Linked DNA regions of Homo sapiens: region 1 is linked to region 2. The links are chromatin loops, found by intact Hi-C in ENCODE. Cell type or tissue: left ventricle myocardium inferior. All regions are shown on one strand.

The links. Hi-C counts contacts between places; a loop is a spot of excess contacts. Peaks named below come from ENCODE experiments on the same cell type or tissue, not always from the same donor. Only the 100,000 strongest peaks of a DNase experiment are listed, where the experiment ranks them.
Region 1: it touches region 2 in a loop (5-fold over the local background); 2 of 110 quality-filtered maps call a loop at or near these places.

What each region holds. Positions count from the first base shown.
Region 1 is chr16:64,181,190-64,189,189 of GRCh38, forward strand. No RefSeq gene overlaps it. Among named protein-coding and RNA genes, the nearest start is that of LINC02165, 450 kb to the left of the region's middle. In left ventricle myocardium inferior, no CTCF peak of the experiment used is centred here; no DNase peak of the experiment used is centred here; H3K27ac peaks cover 1,316 bases.
Region 2 is chr16:64,247,669-64,255,668 of GRCh38, forward strand. No RefSeq gene overlaps it. Among named protein-coding and RNA genes, the nearest start is that of LINC02165, 520 kb to the left of the region's middle. In left ventricle myocardium inferior, no CTCF peak of the experiment used is centred here; DNase peaks (open chromatin) are centred at 3,323 and 4,243; H3K27ac peaks cover 2,654 bases.

The DNA.
Region 1 (8,000 bases), 66 kb before region 2:
ATTGTGTTTTACTTTCATGGAGCACTATCCAGTCTTAGATTTCTACTGAAGACAGGGGTGGGAGTTGACATTTTTTCCAGCAGGGAAACAATGAAGTAAAAAATATCTTCTTGATTAATCCTAGTTCAGAAAACTCAACTTTAAGTTCACAAAAAAGGGGAAAAAAAGTTTACAGGAAATTTTTTATTTATTCATATTTTAATTAGTCTATTAGCATGTGGAGGTAATGCACTTAAACGGGACCTTGGCAGGAAAAGCACATTTTAAACAATAAGAAACCAGGGAAAACATTGAACATAGCTATTATTTTTGGCAGGAGTCTTTTCTTACATCTTTTTTTTCCTTTTTGTTTCTCCTTTCTGGTAACAAAAGGGGAAAAAAGTTTAAATGGAAGAAGATTGCACAGAGGTGGGGATTAACATATTTAATTTACATAATGTCAGTGTGTTAAAGACTACGTAGGTGCAGCAGTATCAAATATTCTTAGTTAAGAAGCAGTTCAAAATAGGAACCTCTTTTATTGCACACATTCACGAAGTTCATTGTGAGGCTAAGTTAAAAACGAACACCATTTTCTCAGCAAAGGCAGCACAAGATCTGCATAGAGGTATATAATTATGTAGAAAGAAGAGTAGTTCTTCTCTTGATTCACTCCCCAGGTGATGTAATGGGGATATCATTGATGATATAATTTGATCCTCTTGGCCCATCAAATGGTGAAATCCACATAGAATACCATATTTTTATTTTAAAAATAGAATTATTTTATTTTAAAAATACAACACCATTGATGTTGGAAAGTTGTGTGTGTGTGTGTGTGTGTGTGTGTGTGTGTGTGTGTGTGTTTTAGGTAGAATCATCAAAATTCCTCTCTGTGAAAGACACAGCTGGCTGCATAGTAGCTTTCTGCCTTGGATGCTGCTAATGTTCACTAGCAGCTTTCACTCAGAGTTTTTACCGAAAGACCATAGTGCATTCTCCTCTACCCAGCATGCTTGGTTTAATGCCTGCATTGGAACGGTGTTCCAGATTCATCACTCAAAAATCAGTTCTGCTGTCCTTTAGCTAGAAACCTCTGGTTTGATTTTTATCTCAACGTTTCTGTTTGGGACTGAGGGAGAAGAATGAGAACCAATGACCCAGTTTTAAGATCAATGGGGTGTAATGGACACAACATGGGATCCATAATAACTAACTGGGTTCAAAGACAGTGTCAGAGTGGGGATGCTTCTTCTGCGTGTATTTTATTTATTTTCAGCTATAGGAAACTCGACTGTTGTGATACTTCTGGGTACATGTCTTTACCTTCTATATCTCAGGGAATCTGGAGTGACAATCATGTAGGTAAATTTGTAAAAGATGGGATATTCAGTTCCACATTGCACTACTTCCTCTTGGGGTTCAAGTCTACCTGTCCAGTGGTCCTTACTTACCTAGGTAGACCCTTTCCACATGATTAGGCCTGCTACCCTGGTCCAGAGTTGCTTGGGACTGGGTGAGTCCATTTGCCTAACTTGTGATTAAAGTAGCAGCAAGTTCATCTGGCTAACAGATCTAATGTGACATCCTTTGATCTTATACAGCCTTCATGGTCACCAAAGAGCTATTTAAGCTTCCCTGTGTATTCTTTGTTCTATATCAGATTGGTCAGAATCAAGATGGGAAAATGGATGATATATATAATTTGTTATCTGAGTGATAATTATGTTGCCTGTTGAATAATTTAAGACAAAAGATGAAGTTTAGATAAAGTGAAAACATGCAAAACATCTTACACAGTAGCTATGAAAGACAACTCAAATCGTACTTGACATCACCGTTCCCAGGAAAATTTATACTGTTGGCCAGAAAAAGTCGCTATGCCTTTCCTGTCCTTTCTGGACAGGAATGTTCAGAATTATTGTTTTAGATGATTGTATGTATGACCTGTTCTTCCTTAAAACCATTTAATGGCTCTCCCAGATGAAGAGGACAAAGTTCAATGTCCCTGGCACAGCAAAGAGGACATTTAGCAATCTGACCATTCCTTTCATTTCCCTCACATTAGTCTTTTCCCCAGTTTAGGTCCTTCCAGGCCTTAGCTGATGTTGAGTCTCCCATCTGAAATGTTTTCACCTTTCCTTCTCCACTGTGAATTTTTACCTGACTCACTTTCAAGGCCAAACTCACATGCCTCCCTCTCTGCTAAAGTGTATTAATTGTTCTTACCTCTGTGTTCTCAGAACTTTTTATTCATATCTTTACAATAGATTAATCACATTGTAACATCATTGATGTGTGTGTGTGTGAGTGTTTTCCTGGAAAAGTTAGGACTCCTAGAGGATAAAGATCATCAATTTATCACTTCTGTGTCTACAGAGCTTGAAAAACACTAGGTATTAAATAAATGTATAAGGGATTGAATATACAGCACTCACAAAAAATCTAATTGGGATTACAAAGTGTGAAAGAATTAAAATAAAACTCCATTATTTAAAAAGAAAAACAACATCTTTAAAACAGAGATCATCAAACCCTTTGCTTTGCCTTGTTCTTACATCCCTTTGCATTCATGGAGTTGTTAATTAGTTTCTTCTCCCTCTAGCTTTATAAGTCGCTATTGAGTATTTGTGTTTATAAACCAAATGATGTTGGTTCTTATGGGATCAAATTACGTACAACTGATGACTGGGTGTGTTGCAGGGTATTTATGACAGCTTTGTGAAACTTGGGAACAATTTTTTAGGAGAATTCCAATCAAGAAAAAATGTTTTTTTCCCCCCAGACACTGTCTGGTAAAAGCAATTGATTTTACAAATAAATTGCATTCATAAATACAAAATATTTTAACAAATATTAACAATTAAATAATAGCTAATTATTATTTAGTAATTAGTATGTTTCCAACACTTTCTAAAGCATTTTACAACTATTAACTCATTTAATTCTCAGGATAATGCTATTGAATGTTTATAATTTCCCCAATTCACAGCTGAGAAAAATGACCTTACAGGGGTAGGAAGAATCTCAGCCTCTATCTGAAACTAATCAGCTGACTACTGGTCCCACACTCCTAACTTAACAAATGTCACTATTGTATAAAGCAAAAAAGGTCAAACAATTTCAAAATAGCTCATGCATTTTACTTGTGGTTCTGAAATGCTGTAAAAGGGCACAAGGTCTGGAAGTAATGCTTTTAATCTTGTTATTGCTCTCATATGTCTCAGTGACTCCAGCATCATTCTCTCCAGTGCCTCTGTATTTATTGCCTGCTATGTGAACACTTCTCAGTTCCTGGCCTGTGCCTCTTTTCTACTCTCCATTCCCCATTTCTGACTCACAATCCCCATCAACAATGTCAAATGGGACACCTAAGTAAGACAGTACCCTCCTCACCTCAAGTATCACCTCCTGAAGAAAGTTTTCTCCAAGTAGCCAAACTAAAGCATCACCCGCTCATCCTCTATTCCATGCATTTCTTTAAAGCAGTGTATCTCTGGATTTACTGTATTAATTTATGGGCTAAGTGTGTGTTATATGTGTCCTCCCTCACTTCTCCCAGCACATGGATTTCTAGAGACCAAGAACATCATTTCAATGATCACTCAATCACCTTGCTTAGTTCTCAAAACAAAAGTATGCTGGTCTGAGTGGGGCTTATACAGAAGAGAAAAGTCAGAGGCCTAGTTACAATTGGTGAATGGGGAAAGATTGAAGACATTCACATTGTACTATTTTTGTAGTAATATATCAACTTTTCCAGAATGCTATATATTTAATGTATGTAATGCTACAGACACACACCTTCACCTGAGATATATGTATATACATTTTTTTAATTAATTCTCAAGTCTTGAGAAAATAAAAAAGATATCCCTCACATAGTAAAATATGTTGGAAATACATACGTGAGGTCTGACTGAGACTCCAGACAAGATGTAGTTTAAAATTATCAGATTTTTGTTCCTTCTTCACGTTCTAGTAAAGAACATCTGTAGTTATTGTCATAGACATAGCAATACCTGACTCTAATAGTACTAATGTATGCATCATTGATTATGTAACAGGCATTGAGTTTAATATTCTGTGTTGCTTTGTTCTTTTCCATTTTATGATTCATCACAATGTTGTGAGAAAGACACTTTCATTGCTCAATGAAATATGGAGAAACTGAGATTCAGAAAATTTTGTTAAATTGCCCTAGGTCAGAAAGTCAGGATTCAGGCTGGGCGCGGTGGCTCACGGTTGTAATCACAGTACTTCAGAAGGCCAAGGCGGGTGGATCACCTGAGGTCAGGAGTTCGAGACCAGCTGGTCAACACGTTGAAACCCTCTCTCTACTAAAAATACAAAAATTAGCCAGATGTGGTGGTATGCAACTGTAGTCCCAGCTACTCAGGAGGTGGAGGCAGGAAAATTGCTTGAACCTGGGAGGCAGATGTTGTAATGAGCTGAGATCATGCCACTGCACTCCAGCCTGGGTGACAAAGCAAGATTCTGTTTCAAAACAAAACAATAACAACAAAAAAAGTCAGGATTCAAACCTGAGTTTGACTGATTCTGGTCTATTATCTTAACCACAATGCTATACTATAAGTTTCTGAATATCAGAGAGTCCAGTGCAAAACTGGCCAAATGTAGCAATTAACAATCCCCACTCCCCTCCATTCCACCCCTACTGCCTCAGCTCTGTACAGAATGGAGAGTTAAGAGGAAGTATTTATTCATTGTTTAAATTGTCACTACGATGTGGAAGAAGTATGTTGTTGGCACTTATTTTTTCCAAACCTGACACTGTACATACCGAACGATTTTTCTATTCTCAGTCTTCTATGTCAAGAATAATTTTCATATCAACTAATAGTACATCAGGGATATTTTGCTTACAATTATTTTTGTCTGCCAGGAATAGGGGCTGCTCTTTCTCTACAGCCTAATCTTGGGTTTAGAGTGCTTACATTACTTGGCAACTATATTTCCAGGTGCTAGGCAATAGATTCTAAGAGAAATTTAACATGATAACAATGCACCGCTGGCAACAGTAGTCAAGACAGCATATTGATTTATTCCTGCAAACTTGTAAAGCTTTAGATGAGAGTCTTCCCTTATCACTAGCACTTTGCTGTCACTGAAATTGGCTTATAAGACACAAATCCATGTGAAAAGTTGGAAGGGTAACAATTAGAGAAGAAATGTTATCCTTTTAACCATCCATTTTCTGCAAAAGATTTTTCTGTTTCTATATACTTGTTTGTAATAACCGTTTCTAGAACAAGAGTAAACTAAAGATGATTCAAGTAATGCTAGATTTATTTATTGTGTGTAAGCTCTCCAGGGGATCAGACCATGTTTGTATTTTACTTTGTTGTATTCAAAACAGCTATCAGACTGCAGTGCACATCCTAACCTTAAAATATTGTCAAATGATTGCTAAGCAGTTTCTGTTTTATTATCTGTATCTTACAAGTAATAGTATCACCCTTTTACTGATTAGAAAAAAAACCTGTCTCAGGGAAATATGTAAAAATTAATATGGTAATTTGATAATAGGAATTATTTAATTTTCTATCCTGTTTTAGAATGATCCTCAGTCTTGGGATTTTCATTTCTCAAAGGAATTTTCCTCTGTTTTTTTTTTAAATTGTTGAATGGTTTGAGTGTGATAAGACAATGGAAAGGCCCCACAAACCTTCAATAGCTCCAAACTGCTGTGCAAGCTGCTCTGCCCCTTGGGCCATATGATCCAGCAGAGCCAACTGTGCTTGAAGAAACAGCAGCTGATAGGGAAGTTGTTTGGAGCCTTTGGCAAGCCCCTATAGGTGAATCACAGTACAAGCCTTTAGTATTTTGGAGCAAGGCTCTGCCGTCATTCATAGATAACCACGCTCCTTTAAACAACAACTATTAGCCTGCTACTTGGCCTTGGTAAAGACTGAATGCTTGACCATAAACCACGAAGTTGCCAAGCAACCTGAGATGCCCATCATGAACTGAGTGTCACCTGGCCTACAAAGTCATGGGTTGGGTGTGAACAGCAACTCTTCATCATCACATGGAAGTGGTAGATATGTGATATGCTAGGGTATGAGCAGTAGCAATGAGTTAATTTTTGAAGATTAAAGACAAATATGGCGGGGCGTGGTGGCTCACGCCTGTAATCCCAGCACTTTGGGAGGCTGAGGCGTGCAGATCGCAAAGTCAGGAGTTCAAGACCAGCCTGACCATTATGCGTGAAACCCCATCTCTACTACAAATACATAAATTAGCCAGGTGTGGTGGCGCATGCCTATAGTCCCAGCTAGTTGGAAGGCTGAGGCAGAAGAATCGCTTGAACCTGGGAGGCAAAGGTTGCAGTGAGCTGAGATCGTGCCACCACACTCCAGCCTGGGTGACAAAGTGAGGCTCTGTCTCAAACAAAAAAATAGTTGGATAATAATATATTTCTCCAGCTCCTTTCATATATAGTCATTCAATGCAGAACCACATGAATCAAGAATTGAAACAAAATCCTCACTTAGTTGGATTATTCCATCTAGTAAGAATTACTGTCCAAATGTCCTTAATAAGTTATGAGATTTCATAACCTTATCTATAAATTTAGCCAACTACTACATTAAGATTAAGATGGTAATACATAATCTAAATTGCCCAGGATAAGTAAAATACAACACAAACTTGATAAGTTAGCCTTATTTTTATGGTTAAATGTATTGAGCTTCAGAAAGCTTTTCTAAAATATTGGCATAGTGGAACAGACATGAATATGAGTTTCTGCTTATTTTTTGCTTTTATCCTTTTCTGTACTTTCCAATTTTTTAAAATGAATATCTACTGGCTTTTCCAAAATATATGTATTAGGATTCTTTCCAAAAAACTTCATGTAGGATTAGTACCATTCTTTGTATATTATTACAAAATTTGTAAACCATTATTTACATACTTCTTGGTATTTCATCAGGTGCACATGCCTTAATGTTTTGCTGTTGATAGTAATTTCAGGTTTTCTTTTTTTTCCTGGTTGTGTTTTGCTTTTTTACTTTTCTAAATAGCACTGGGATAAACATCTTATTTTGATTATTATAAGTAAATAGTAACTTTAAAAAAATTTTACAATTTACAGGCCATTATTGCCAGTAACTTCCTCTAAAATCCTATTCTAAAAGGAGCTATTATTACTGTAATTGCTATTCTGCTTTAGAAGAAAACGCAAGGTCGATGTGAACAGGAAGACAATGTTTAACAGTTGATGATCAGAGGAAGAGACCTTAATGTTTAGTATTTCATTTAGGAAAGGACTTAGGAAAGCTTCCTTATAATGACTAATTAATGCATTAATTTTATACTTGGGAAGAAATGGACATCAAAAACGAATTAGGTGATCACCAGTGACCACACATTTAAAAAAATCTTAATGTATGCTAAGCTTTCAAATTAACTCATTGTTCTTTTAGCAACAGTGCATAGATTTGACAGAACAAATAATGTTGGTCATTCTATTAAAAAAAGTAGATGAGCTAAAATTAATATCAATTGAAAACACGCCTGTGAAAATTAAGAGCTGAAATTAGAAAAATTATGTAGATATTTCTCAGTTTCTGTAGTAGAAATGCTGTCATTCTTTTTTTCTGTATGACCAATACCAGATGCAATCAAGCCAGACTTCCATTAAAAGGGGAATAAACCCAGCAAATATTTACTGTCTTTTTAGAAAAGTTTAATCTAACAATTAAAAAACATAGCAAACATAACACATTTATTTCCCACAAAAATAGTTTTCTTTTAAAAACATTTAAAGCACTCAGCCGGGCGCAGTGGCTCACACATGTAATCCCAGCACTTTGGGAGGCTGGGGCAGGCAGATCACAAGGTCAGGAGATGGGGACCATCCTGGCCAACACAGTGAAATCCCAACTCTAGTAAAAAAAAAAAAAAAAAAAAAAAAAAAAAAAAAAAAAAAAAAATTAGCCAAGTGTGGTGGTGGGCACCTGTAGTCCCAGCTACTCAGGAGGCTGAGGCAGGAG
Region 2 (8,000 bases):
ACAAGGTGTAGTATCCCATTTCTTTCACCAGGTCTCTGTTATAAAGCAGGATATTTCCCACAGCTGACAATATCCTTGGATTACGGGTTTTCTAAAGCCTAAAATGTCATCTGTATTGGCAAAAGCTTCTCTAAAGTAATCCTGATTATTTCTGCATCCCCCAACATCTTATTGAAGTCCCCCCCATCAAGTTTAATCTTAGCCCTTCAGAAGGAAGAGCCACCCACAGCAAAAATATTTACCAATGGACTTGAATCCACGTGTTCACAGCCCTATTGTCGTTAAATATAGAGAAATGGAAATGTAGTTTCTTAGCAGCTTGAACTACCATAACAAAATGCCATACACTGCATGGTTTACACAACAGAAATTTATTTTCTCACAGTTCTGAAACTTACAAATTCTAGATCAAGGTGCTAGCATTGTTGGTTTCTGAAATGGCTCTCTTGCCGATTTGTAAATGACCACCGTCTTTCTATGTCCTCACAAGACATGCACAGAGAGACAGAGAGAGAGAGAGAGAGAGAAACATGCAAGCACTCTGGTGTTTCTTCTTATAAGGGCATTAGTCTCATTATGAGGACCCCACCTTCATGATCTCATCTAAAATTAATTATCTCCCAAAGACCCTATCTCCAAATACCATCACGATGGGGTTCAGGGCTTCAAAATAGGAACTTGGGGTGGAGGGCTCAGTCCATAACAGGTAGGGATTGGGATAACTTCCATTTTCAGTAGTTTCAACAATAACAGTCATTGAACAGTTACTGTATTATTTATAACTCCATGGAAACTGATCCCAATAATGCTTTTATGTGTATTCAGGAAGTCTTTTTGACTTTATGCTGACCCACAGAGGGCTGGATCTCCAGCCTGTAGCATTTGGTCAGCCCCAGAGATATGAATAACTCCTTCCTTCTTCCTGAATTTCAACACGTACATGACCTCTGGCTTTTATTATATTTACCCTTATAGGATATGTGATTACATTTCCCTGAGATAGAATTGAGTATATATTCGTAGCTAAAAGTTACATTTGCGTTGCCTAAAACAGGCTTACACTTACATCTAAACCACCTTAATAATTTTAATTAGTTAAAAAATGCCAAATATCAGGTACACAAAATATCAGCAGTAAGACATATTCAGGTAGGTGAGAATTTTTCAAGATCTTTTTTTTTTTTTAATCTCATGACACTTGTCCTCAGCAGGAGCTTGGTGCATGTTTGCTGATGGATACATATCATGTGACAACACCACAGCTGATGGAAATTGGCTCATTCCAAAAACAGGGGACAAGGGCAGGGGGCGGGGTGGAGGAAGGCTGAGTTCAGTTTCAATATGATACACTTTAAAGTGATTTTTCCCCCTCACTGAAATGCTTGGTTCTTCAGATGAGTTCACTAATCTCTTAAGATGGGGCGGTGTGGACCATATCTTAGCACAGCATTGAGATATTTAATAAATTATCATAGAATAAATGCATAAACTCTCAATGCTGTCCGCCACTCATACCCTCACATACACACAAAGCAGTAAAGATAGAAATGCTATTCACATTTTTTTCTATTTTATTATTCTCAGAAACAGACACAGAATATGTTTTCCCCAGCTGTAGCATGGTATTGGACACTGGTGTCTATAAAAGAGAAGAATTAAATGCACATTTTAAATTAAAATTCCTTTTAAATATTTATTCGAAAGTCAAGCCATTAGCCAGTTAAAATAATAGTCTGTGATTCCAGATGCTGATGTGAGTTAACAAGTAAGCATGTTAGTGCTTTATTATACTAACGTTTAATGAGCTTCCATTCTGTGCCTGGCCCTCCGCATGGTTCTGAGATTTTAAAGATGAACAAGGTACAGGCTGGGCCCTCAAGATGCTCATAATCTAACTGGGAAGATAAATATACAAATATATACATCATAGTACATGTTTTTGTGATCAACAATATCCATATTAAAGACATGGTCTGTGACTCCAAAAAGAAAAATAAGAGAAAACTGGGGTTATCAGGTATAGAGACCACAGACTGAAATTCAAACGATGGAAAAAACTTGCCAAGCAAAGCCTCTCACAAATATATTCACATTACAGTGCTTATTTTCATATAACCCACTAAGTTCAAGTATAATTTCAAAAAAAAATTTTAAATGATTTTAGACTTATGGAAGAGTTTTTAAATTGCACTTAGACTTCCTACATAACTTTCATCCAGCTTCTTAAATATAAATATCTCACCTAGTCAGAGTATAATTATCAAAAACAAGGTTAACATTGATATAATTATATTAACTAATACATAGATCTTACTAGAATTCATAGGATCCAGGTTGGGCTTCTCAGTCTAATCCCTCATTTGGCTACAGCAATTAGTTTTGTCACGGCTCAATGCCTTATAATAGGCCAATGATAATTAAGCATTTTAATTTAATTTATTGGGAAATAAAAGATTCTTTTCTGCTAGAATTTCTAGGTATAGAATGACTTAATCTTGGAACTACGAGGGGAGAAGGATTTCAATATCAGAGATGGCCAGAGAAATAGAGAGAGATTCTGAATTCCATGATCACGTTCAAGGTACAACTGAAGATAGAGATCTATTCCTGAATATTTAGTTACATGACTAAACAAATCACTTTTCTGTTTAGACCACTTTCAGTTTGGTTTTCTGTTACATGCTAAATAAAAATACAGATGTTTATGACTAATATACATGCACAAGCAATTTCTTTTATATAAGAGCACTTTAAGTGACATGTGTATATAATTACTTATATAATTTCTACAGGAAACAAAGCTCTAAACAAATTGTAGAAAATGAATCTGTGCACTAAACGTGCTAACTAATTTGTCAAAGGCAAATTTTTTCTTTTTTTTCCAATTAAAAAAAAGTCTTGCTGTCTTCAAGAGCTACTTTCTTATAGGAAGAAAATCTAATCTATTTCACTGATTAATGAGACAGTGTATACATAGCACCCAGTACAGTGGTCTAGATTTTGTGCTAGACATTATGCCAGACCATTAATGAATGTCATCACTCCTTTCTTTTCCAGAATTCACAGGACATTCTCACCGTTGTTACCAAAGATTGTTCATTGAGAATAGAATCTAAGGTAGGTGGAGAAATTATATTGTGACTCTTGGTGAGTTCCTCAACTGCCCCTCTCACTCCCTCCTTTGGTGAAAATGGTGACTTACTGTGTGCCAGGAGATTGAAATTATCCTATTATATTCAGAATTTAAATAAAATTTGATATAAAAATTGCTGTGATTATTTTTTGTTCTCATCTTTGAATGCTGCAGCCAGGCTGAAAGCCCATGTGCCAAGTTTTCTGCCTGGAGGAAGATTGTGTGGCTGAGTTATAAATACATTGATGGATCCAGCTGGAACTGTCTCTTGTAATTTAATATGCAAAGAAATAATCTGAGTCATAGATGAAGACAAGCAGTTCCTTTTAGATAAGAGTGCTCTCTAAGTTTGGCTATGCAGATGACTTTCAAGAGACTTCTTCCAAAGAAGAACAAGAAATGGTCTCAGGACAAGTGGGGCAAAGCTTTGACCTTGAATCTAGCATTCAATTGCCTGTCCCGTCGTTCTTCCAAACATCAGCAAAGTGGCTTATGCCATCTAAATTCTCCTTCAGTAGGTTTTACATAAAAAGTCTGTTTTCCAATGTTGGAAACAAAATGGATTTTAATTTCTATAAAGTACACTTTTTAATATTCCTTCAAATTAAATAATATGTATGGGTAACTACTATGAATGAGATAACACGCTGAGCAGTGGAGGAGCAGGAAGACTAAGAAATAAAAATTGCAATTGGACCCTGCTCCTCGAAGTATAATGTTGAAATCACAATTTAACACATAGCCAGTTGAAATAGCTCTTAAAATATGCCTTTATTTTTTAAAATTTATAATATGATAATGCTATCATGTCAATAATAACATTAATAACTATTTAACAATTAATAATGATGCTATTAGTACTTTCTCAATAATAAGTGATTTCATTTGATAACATATGGAGACTGTTTCAGTTAACTATTGTTATCTAACAAGCCACTCCACAACTTAGTGGCTACGAACAGCAATTATTTATCATAAGTATGTGAAGTGGTTAAGAGATTCTCCACTATTTTTACCTGGATTCCTTCTTGCATTGCATTTATCAGCAGGATTGGCTGTCCTAGAAGCTGCCAGATCCTCTCATTTGCACGTCTGGTAGTTTGAGCTGACTGTCTGCTGAGGCACCTCCATTCTCCTCCACATGACCTCTCATTCTCCAGCAGACTAGATCAGTTTCCTCAAATGGCAGGCCCAGGGAAGTATTCCAAGAGGGTGAAAATGGAGCTTGCAAAGTGTATTTTGAAGTCAGGGAGTGTGACACCCCCTAGCTTTGTTATTTTTGCTCAGAATTATTTTGACTATTTGGGGTCTTTTGTGTTTCCATATGAATTGTAGGATTATTTTTTTCTAATTCTGTGAAGAATGTCATTGGTAATTTGATAGGAATTTCATCAAATCTGTAAATTGCTTTGGGAAGAATTGTCATTTTAACAATATTAATTCTACCAATCATGATCATGGAATCTTTTCATGGTTCTGTGCTCTCTTCAAATTATTGCATCGCTGTTTTATAGCTTTTCTTGTACAGATCTTTCACCTTTCTGGTTAAACTAATTCCTAGATATTTCATCTTTTTGACTCTATTATAAATGGGGTTGCTTTTTTGATTTCTTCTTCAGATTGTTCACTGTTGGCATGTCCAAATGCAACTGTTTTTTGTGTATTGATCTTGTATCCTGCAACTTTACTGATTTTTTTAATCAGTTCTAATAGTTTTTGGTAAAGTCTTTAAGTTTTTCTAAATATAAGATCATATCATCTGAAAACAGGGATAATGTAACTTCTTTCTTTTCAGTTTGGATGCTCCTTATTTTTTATTCTCTTGCCTAATTGCTCTGACTAAGACTTCCAGTATTATGTCAAACAAAAGTAAAACTAGGCATCCTTGTCTTGTTCCAGATCTTAGAGGAAAGGCTTTCATTTTATTTTCTTGTTCAGCATGGTGTTAGTTGTGGGGTTGTCATATATGGCCTCTTTTTTTTGAAGTATGTTCCTTCTATCCCAGTTTGTGGAGGAATTATTTTTTATCATGAATGGATGATTAATTTTATTAAATGCTTTTTCAGCATCTGTTGAAGACAGAGAGCAGATTGTTGGTTACCAGAAGTTAGGAAGGGTTGGGGTATGGGATAAAGAGAGGTTGATTAATGAGCACCAATACACAGATAGATAGAGGAAATAAGACCGAGTGTCTGATAGATCAGTAGGGTGACTACAGTTAACAATAATCTACTGCACCTTTCAAAATAGCTGGAAGAGAATAATTCAAATATTCCTAGCATAAAGAAAATATAAATATTTAAGGTGATGGATATTTCCAGTCACTCTGCTTTGATATTTACAATTCATATGAATGTATCAAAATATCACATGTACCCTCCAGATATGTATATGTATTATATATCACCTTAAAATTTAAAAAAAAATCCTGAAAAAAAGTAGAGAAATACAGATGGTAAACATGAGAAAGCTAAGGCTCAGAATGATTAAGCAATAGCATGAATAGTAAATAGCAGAGTGAAGAGTCAAACATAGATAACCATGAGACAAATGATTTTGACTTTTCCATGGTATCACACTGTTTTTGGTGTAAGCAATTTTGCCTCCAAGAGATTGTGTTATCTTTTATCATTCCTGATGGAGAGTGGTTGTGGATATTTTACCAATAATGAATAGAGGTTGAGAGAAGTTTGTGATTTTGCTGCAAATTGGTAAATCAGGATTATCATACAGCATATTGATATTAAAATTCACTCCCCCCACCTGCCCACCATATCCACTAACATTTCATTGATGTCATTAATTGATTGATTGCTTCATTCATTCATTCCCTCTAAAAGCTCTGTGTATTCCATTGTCAGGGCATCAGACTAAACCAAACAGGGCAGCTAAAAGATTGTTGTGGGCCAATGATGACTCAGACCGGGGTACAGAAATAGAGTGAAGTGAATTAGTCTCGGTATCATTTTGAGTTAAAACTATGTGAGACACCAATACTTTTTGTCCTCAGCTTCATCCTGAAATCTTCCCCTGCTCTGCTTTTTATTGCAAGAATGGAGCTGTGACTATCTCCAGTAGGCTTAATTTTTAAGGCTTTTTGGTCATCGAGATTCTCAATCAATGGAGTTACAATTAAGAGATTTGGATAAAAAGAAATAAGGAGTACAGGAGTGTTTCACCTGACCTCTCTCTGCTTCCTACCTCCATCCTCAGATGCATCTATGTACCCTACATGGCTTCTGGGAAAAGCCATGGAAATCCCACCTGTTTTACCAGCCAAAGTGTGGTAGAAATTTCCTGTGTTCCTAGGTGGCTGTATATTGTTTTCTTGGCTTTCAGTTTATCTACCACCAGTATTACAAATTCCTGGCTAAATTGCCTTGTTCTAAGTCCAATAATCCCTGGAAATCAGCAGGGGATTGAGTCTGAGACATCATGGATACCTAAATCCACAGTATAAAATGCTATGCTATTTTATACTTTGCTACATATAAAACAGCATAGTGTAAGCATACAACCTGCACACATCTTCCTGTATACTTTAAATCATTTCTAGATTACTTATAATACCTAACAATGTAAATGTTATGTGAATAGTTGTTACACTGTATTTTATTTGTACTATTTTTTATTGTTACAGTATTATTATTTTAAAAAATATTCCTGATGTGTAGTTTGTTGAATTCCTGGAGAATGTGGAACCTGTCAGTGTGGAACCTGCGGATTTAGAGGGCCAACTGTACTCACAGTGGATTTTATTTTCCTGGTTAGGCCCTGGACTGACATTGACAAGGTGATAGATGTTACAAAGAGAGTGAGCAATAGAGGAATCACAGTTTCAGGTTTGAGCAACAAGGTAGTTGTAGGTTTCTCTTATTAATATTTAGAAGTCTTGCATATGTATGGAGTTACTCATCCTCATCCTTTAAGACTTGGTTAAAACACCAATCCTAAGAAGACTTTGTTTTGAACTTCTTAGGTAGAATTGATTAAGTTTGAATCCCAGGTTTTTATTTTTTATATCATTTATCACTAATTGTATTATTATTTCTTGCTTTCTTCAGAAAATATTGTCTTCAGAAAAATATAAAATCTGCAGTAATAATGTCCCTTTGTTCCTTATTATGTTCCCAGTATACATATAGTAAGTGGTAAATTTGTATCTGTGAAGAGAAGATGGAAAAAAGAAAGAAAGAAAGGCAAACAGGAAGGAAAGAAGAAAAAAAGGAAGGGAAGGGAAGGGAAGGGAAAGGAAGGAAAGGGAAGGGGAGGGGAGGGGTGGAGAGGGGAGGGGAGGGGTGGAGAGGGGAGGGGAGGGGAGGGATGAACCTTGAACTTCTTCCAAAATGGTCCATCACTCACCAGCACACACAAACCTCATGTTAACAAGAACATCCTTACATCATGACGGACACAGGCTGAATCAGTCTCCTTGCTGAAAATGTCGCTCATGTCAAGAACCAGCCTGCATTTCTGGTCACACCTGCCCTATCCCAATATGTTCGGATTATTTTATCCACCTACCAGGAACCACCTTTACCACTTTGTTAGGCCTCAGATGACAATAAATGTCTATGAATGGGTCTTTTCCTATGTCTGTCCACATAATATCTGAATATCTTGTGATTTTTTTGTGCCTAATTAGATGTACCTTAAAAGCCTGACACTGTGATTCTTCTCTACATGGAATACTACAGCAAGATAGTAAGCCCCATCATAAACAACCCACCTCCACTCGAATATAATTAACCAGTTCATAATCAGATTTAGTCCTCAGAGTAGTACCTTGAAAGCAAGTGATTCAGAAAAAAAGAGGTGCATGGATTTGTGAATTAACTAGAGCCAGGTTAATCCCTCCTCCACCAGT